2 separate regions of the Homo sapiens genome follow, and region 2 is linked to region 1. Evidence: read pairs that join two places in POLR2A ChIA-PET (ENCODE). Cell type or tissue: K562. All regions are shown on one strand. Links, peaks and the distances in the headings refer to the core of each region. The heading gives the core; the rest is flanking DNA. Region 1 has its middle 88 kb from the start of LINC01523. Region 2 overlaps LOC105372636 (a long non-coding RNA gene).

Region 1 (2,908 bases), core at 232-2,731:
ACAACCCTCAGACTAGAACCGCACCCCTCCTCCCTGAGTCTGCAGCTCCATGACCCTCAAACTACAACAGCAACACAGGCTCCTCCCTGAATCTCCAGCTCAACAACTCTCAGACTTGAGAGGCAGAACCGGCAACTCCCCAGAACTCTAGATCTGTTCAGACTAGAACAGCAACACCGGTTCCTCTCTGGATCTCCAGCTCAGTGACTCTCAGACTTCAAAGGCAGCACCAGCTCCTCCGTGGATCTCCAGATCCACAACATTCAAACCAACATGGCTCCTCCCTGGGTCTGCAGCTCCACGACCCTCAAACTAGAACAAGACCTCTCCTCCCTGGGCCGCCAGCTTCCTGACCTTCAAACTACAACAACACTGCTCCTCCCTGGGTCTGCAGGTCCATGACCCTCAGACCAGAACAAGACCTCTCCTCCCTGGGTCGCCAGCTTCCTGACCCTCGAATTACAACAACCTTGCTCCTCCCTGGGTCTGCAGCTCCACAACCCTGAAACTAGAACAAAATTTCTCCTACCTGAGTCGCCAGCTTCCTGACACTCGAACGACAACAAAATTGCTCCTCCCTGGGTCGGCAGCTCCACGACCCTCAAACTCGAACAAGACTTCTCCTCCCCAGGGTGCCAGCTACCGGACCTTCAACTTACATCAACATTGCTCCTCCCTGGGTCTGCGGCTCCACGACCCTCAAACCAGAACAAGACCTCTCCTCCCTGGGTCGCCAGCTTCCTGACCCTCGAACTAAAACAACAATGCTCCTCCCTGGGTCAGAAGCTCCACGACCCTGAAACTAGAACAAGACCTCTCCTCCCTGGGTCGCCAGTTTCCGGACCCTTGAACTACAACAAAATGGCTCCTCCCTGGGTCTGCAGCTCCACGACCCTCGAACTCGAACAAGACTTGTCTTCCCCAAGTTGCCAGCTACCAGACCCTCGAACTACAACAACATTGCTCCACCCTGGGTCTGTAGCTCCACGACCCTCAGACCGGATCAAGACCTCTCCTCCCTGGGTCGCCAGCTTCCGGACCCTCAAATTACAACAAAATTGCTCCTCCCTGGGTCGGCAGCTCCACGACCCTCACAATAGAACAAGACCTCTCCTCCCTGGGTCGCCAGCTTCCGGACCCTTGAACTACAACAAAATTGCTCCTCCCTGGGTTGGCAGCTCCACGACCCTCAAACTCCAACAAGACTTCTCCTCCCCGAGTTGCCAGCTGCCAGACCCTCGAATTACAACAACATTGCCCCTCCCTGGGTCTGCAGCTCCACGACCCTCAGACTAGTACAAGACCTCTCCCTGGGTCGCCAGCTTCCTGACCGTCGAACTACAACAAAATTGCTCCTCCCTGCGTCTGCAGCTCCACGACCCTCACACCAGAAGAAGACCTCTCCTCCCTGGGTCGCCAGCTTCCTGACCCTCGAACTACAACAAAATTGCTCCTCCCTGGGTCTGCAGCTCCACGACCCTCAGACCAGAACAAGACCTCTCCTCCCTGGGTCGCCAGCTTTCTGACCCTCGAACTATAACAACAATGCTCCTGCCTCAGTCTGCAGCTCCACGACCCTGAAACTAGAACAAGACGTCTCCTCCCTAAGTCTCCAGCTCCAACACCCTCAGATCTGAGCAGCGGCAGCACCAGCTCCTTTCTGGGTCTTCTGTTTCACGATCCTTAAATTAGAACAGCAGCACCATCTTCTCCCTGGGTCTCCAGCTCCACGAAACTCAAGCTAGAATAGCAGCACCGGCTCCTCTGGGATCTTCAGCTCCACGACCCTAAGACATCAGTGGCAGCACCGGCTCCTCCCCTGGACTCCAGCTCCAGGACCCTCAAACTTGAACAGAAACACCAGCTCCTCCCCAGGCCTCCAGCTCCTTGACCCTCATAAACAATCCCTTCTCATGAAATGTAGCAGTCAGGAAAACTGTAGAGGAAGTAAATAAATAAATGTTTTCCTTTCAAATTGATGTTTCTTTTCTGTTCACGCAAGTCAGAAAACTTTTCTACTTTCCATCAACCTTGCAACCTGCTTGCATTCATTTGTAAGATGGAAATCCATCATTTGAAATAACCTTTAAAAACTTAGTAGTTCTTTTTTACTATGATCTTATCTCACAGCTCTAGAAACGATCTTTCACTTTGCCTGTGCAGAAGTCTTGTGAACATTCAAACTATGAATTTACTTGGTTGAGATTCCTAGAATACACATTATCCCCAGATGTTCCTGCCCTTCTTAAAATCTTCTAACACGTTCCCCTCACCCGAGCATACGTGCCAGGTCCTATCCACAGCCCACAGTGCCCAGCACGGCCCTGCCCTCTGCCCTGACCTTATGGTCTCCCCTCTGCTGTTACTTTCCTCCCAGACAGGCCTCTGTCACTTCCTCAAACCACACAGGTTCAGGCCTGACTCCGGGCCTTTGCCCCTGCTGTGCCCCCTGCATGGAGCGCCTTTCCCCGGCTCCCCATCCTCCTCTCCACCGGCTCAGCTCCAGCCTGCTGGCCGCCCCTCAGTCCATGAACACACGATGTCCTCCCCCCAGGCCTTTGCACATGCTGTTCTCTGTGCCTGAAACCCGTCCCCCCTCACCATCTGCGTTCACTTTTCTAATTTCCATTCATCCTTGGAGTCTCCCCTGAAATATCGCCCCCCGCCTGCCCCCACCACTTGGACTTAACCTTGCTTAGGTTGAAAACCCCCATCTCCTGACTCCAGGAAGCTAGATGCTATCCTGGCACTTGGAACTTTCCCATCACAGCGTTTTGCGCACTCGTAATTTATTCTATTAGGTTGGTGCAAAAGTCATCACAGTTTTGTCATTGCTTTTAATGAATGGCAGCTCCGGCTCCTCCCGCTTTTGATTGCCATTACCTTTACTGGCAAAAGCCGGAATTAC
Region 2 (2,908 bases), core at 175-2,674, 54 kb after region 1:
AAGTTTTTCGTCATGTCCAGGCACCACCTCTTCCCGGTCAGGCCCACGTTACATACGAGGACAATGGAACAAGTCAAAGGCAAAGCAACACGTCCCCCTGTAAAAACTGTCAGTGTAACCGTCCACTTCCGTATCTGTCCAGTCACTTAACAAACATTGACGGACCACCTTTAAACACAGGCTGCTGTGCTGGTGTCTGGGACACAGCGGTGAGTAAGAGCCATCTGATCTCATGACACTCTCAGGAAGTTCCAGTCTATGAGGATGGACAGCATGCAGGTCAACACATAAACATCATTCAGACTGTGAAAAATACAACAAAGGACACAGATTGGGAGATGGGATAAAGAGTCATGGGGGTGGAGCTACTGTCTCATTTTGGGTGGTCTGGGAAGGCCTCTCTGAGGAGGTGACATGTGGGCTGAGTCCTGAAGGATAAGAAGGGGCTGCCATGGGTGATTTGAGGGAACAGTGTGCTAGGTGGGAGGAACAGCAAGTGCTAAGGCCAGAGATCAGGCAGATCAGAGATGAGGCCAGGGTATCTAAGAAGTCAGGAGAGTGCTAAGAGATGGGGATGCAGAGACACTGTCAGGTGAAAAAGAAAGAGAAGGGAGCCAGGTGTGGTGGCTGACACCTATAATCCCAGCACTTTGGGAGGCAGAGGTGGGCAGGTTGCTTGAGCCCAGGAGTTTGAGATCAGCCTGGACAACGTGGCCAGACCTCATGTCTAAAAAAAAAAAAAAAAAAAAAAAAAAAAAAACAGACGTGGCACATGCCTGAGGTCCCAGCTACTGAGGAGGCAGGAGGATCATCTGAGCCTGGAAGGTTGAGGCTGCAGTGAGTCAAGATCATGCCCCTGTAATCCAGCCTGGGTGGGTGACAGAACAAGAACCTGTGTCAAAAAAAAAAAAAGAAAAGAAAAGAAAAAAAGGAAAGGGAAGAGAATTGTCACATTTTATTGCGACGACAGTGTTTTGTTTATTTAAAATATTTTCTCTCCCCTTTGAGTCCAGCCTGACACTCAGGAGATGGGGAGAGCCTTCCTCTCACTCCGCCTCAGGAGGAGCTCGAACCTGCTCCCTTAAATCTCCATCAGCTCCGCAAGCACTTGGGCTCTGCTGGCTGTAACGCTGCTCCCTGTTTACCAGAGGCTTTTGCTGGCACATGTATCACTCAGACTCTGAACTAGATCAAGCCACAGAAAACTTCGATTCATGGAGCTGCTGGTCCCCATTACCACAAGATATGCATTCTTTCTCTTTGATAAGGAATTAAGGTGCCATATTCAAACTTTAATCTGTAAATACAGGTAAATAAAACATGATTACAGAAATCATTTTCAATAAAAATCCATCTTGAGCTTAAGTTTCTGCCTTACTGAATTCAACTTTTGAGAGTGGGTGGTTGTGCCTGCTGCAGATAATTGTGACCCTGAATAGCTGGAACTGTGTTCACTGTGAACCAATGTTTCCTCTGAGAGCCCCAAAGACCCTGAGTGTGAATCGCTTGAGTGGGTGGGGTCTCTTACCCTGTGAGTCCTCCCACCAGGGGCCCCATCCTTCCACCCATCTTTCCTCGGGCCTGTTTCCCTTGAGGTCTGAGCTGGGGTGCCCAGTGAGGGGTCATCCTTGCTGTGAGATAAAACCGAGGTGTGACTCCCCATCTCCATGCAGGGCCCTAGAGGGTGTGCGCAGCTTCAACCATCTGATCAAGGGTGGATTCAACTCCCTGCTCAGGGCAGCAGCTCGTGGTTCATTCAGCTCCAGCGACGTCTCGATGGGGATAAGGTAAGGGGCACAGAGAACCAAAGATTGGGTCTGATGGGATTAAACCCCCAACTGGTGTCCCTGTGTCTTCTCTTTCCTGACACCAGACGCCAAGAAGAAAGAGCCACAAACACACCTGTCAGTGAATTCCAAAGGGTGAGCTGGGGGCCAGGCGGCCTCTGAAGTCTCCACATGGGTTTTGAGCTTTTGCTTTTTTGAAGCAGCAAATCTGCTCTGGGCTAGGAATTGGTGTTTGCTAAATGCACAGGTGGTCTGGAGTGATGTTTTCCTTCTTTAGCAAAGTAACACATGCTCCTTACAGAGAGTTAGACATGCAAAGAGGCAGGCATGTTTTTTAAGGATAAGTTAAACATTCAACAGGTTCTCGGGCACTGAATGAAAGGTGTCCCCGCAAGTCAGCCCCTCAGCCCCCCAGTTTCTTCTTGGAGAAGCCAGTGCAGGGCTCCGCGTTGGGGGCCAGTGGGTAGGAGGCTATCTCAAGACACCAGGAGGCGATTAGAGGGTCTCAGTCCATTTTGATACCTGTGCTCGGGGGTTGTTGGCTTGGACTGGACTCCTGGCAGCACCCAGTGAGAAAGGGACAAATCAGGCTGTGACTCTGGCCGTTTTCTCCTCTGCGACTATGATTCCTTTGCTGCACCCCCTCTTTCTGGCCCATCCACAGAGCACAGACCTGTCCTTGCTGGCTGACATTTCCCTGCTCCCTGAGGCCTGGTGTGTACCCTGGGGATGCTCAGAGAGTGTCCCTGGATTGATTTCAGGGCCCTCACTTCTTGGAGGAGATGTCATTCCCTGCAGAGCTCCATTCACCTGCTCTGAGCACTCCTCATCCTGCCCAAGGACGTGCTCTCTGGTTTGGCTGGAAAGAATGACCCCACCATGCCAACTCTGGGATTCAGGCAAATCAGAGCTGCTCAGCCCAGGCTGCGTTGTCCAGCTGGCCCAGGTGTTTGTACTGAAACACAGCTGTGTGCCCACTGGTTGGTGCAGAGATGCTGTCTCTATCCCTATGGAGACCCCGTACTGGCACCCCAAGATACAGCAGCACAAGGGGCACAATTGCTGGCCCAGCAGAAACCTGAGGACCCCACACTCGAGCTACGGTCAGTGTCCACGATGAC

Evidence for each region. Peaks named below come from ENCODE experiments on the same cell type or tissue, not always from the same donor. Only the 100,000 strongest peaks of a DNase experiment are listed, where the experiment ranks them.
Region 2: POLR2A ChIA-PET joins it to region 1 with 10 read pairs; 7 of 35 experiments call an interaction of 5 or more read pairs at or near these places.

The regions. Positions count from the first base shown.
Region 1 is chr20:47,893,429-47,896,336 of GRCh38, reverse strand. No RefSeq gene overlaps it. Among named protein-coding and RNA genes, the nearest start is that of LINC01523, 88 kb to the left of the region's middle. RefSeq lists an enhancer at 1,015-1,951. In K562, for the core only: no CTCF peak of the experiment used is centred there; no DNase peak of the experiment used is centred there.
Region 2 is chr20:47,839,441-47,842,348 of GRCh38, reverse strand. LOC105372636 (a long non-coding RNA gene) reads left to right here. Exons shown (of 3, transcript XR_936785.3): 2 at 1-209; 3 at 1,014-1,365. Among named protein-coding and RNA genes, the nearest start is that of SULF2, 55 kb to the right of the region's middle. RefSeq lists a silencer at 137-337. In K562, for the core only: no CTCF peak of the experiment used is centred there; no DNase peak of the experiment used is centred there; H3K27me3 peaks cover 92 bases.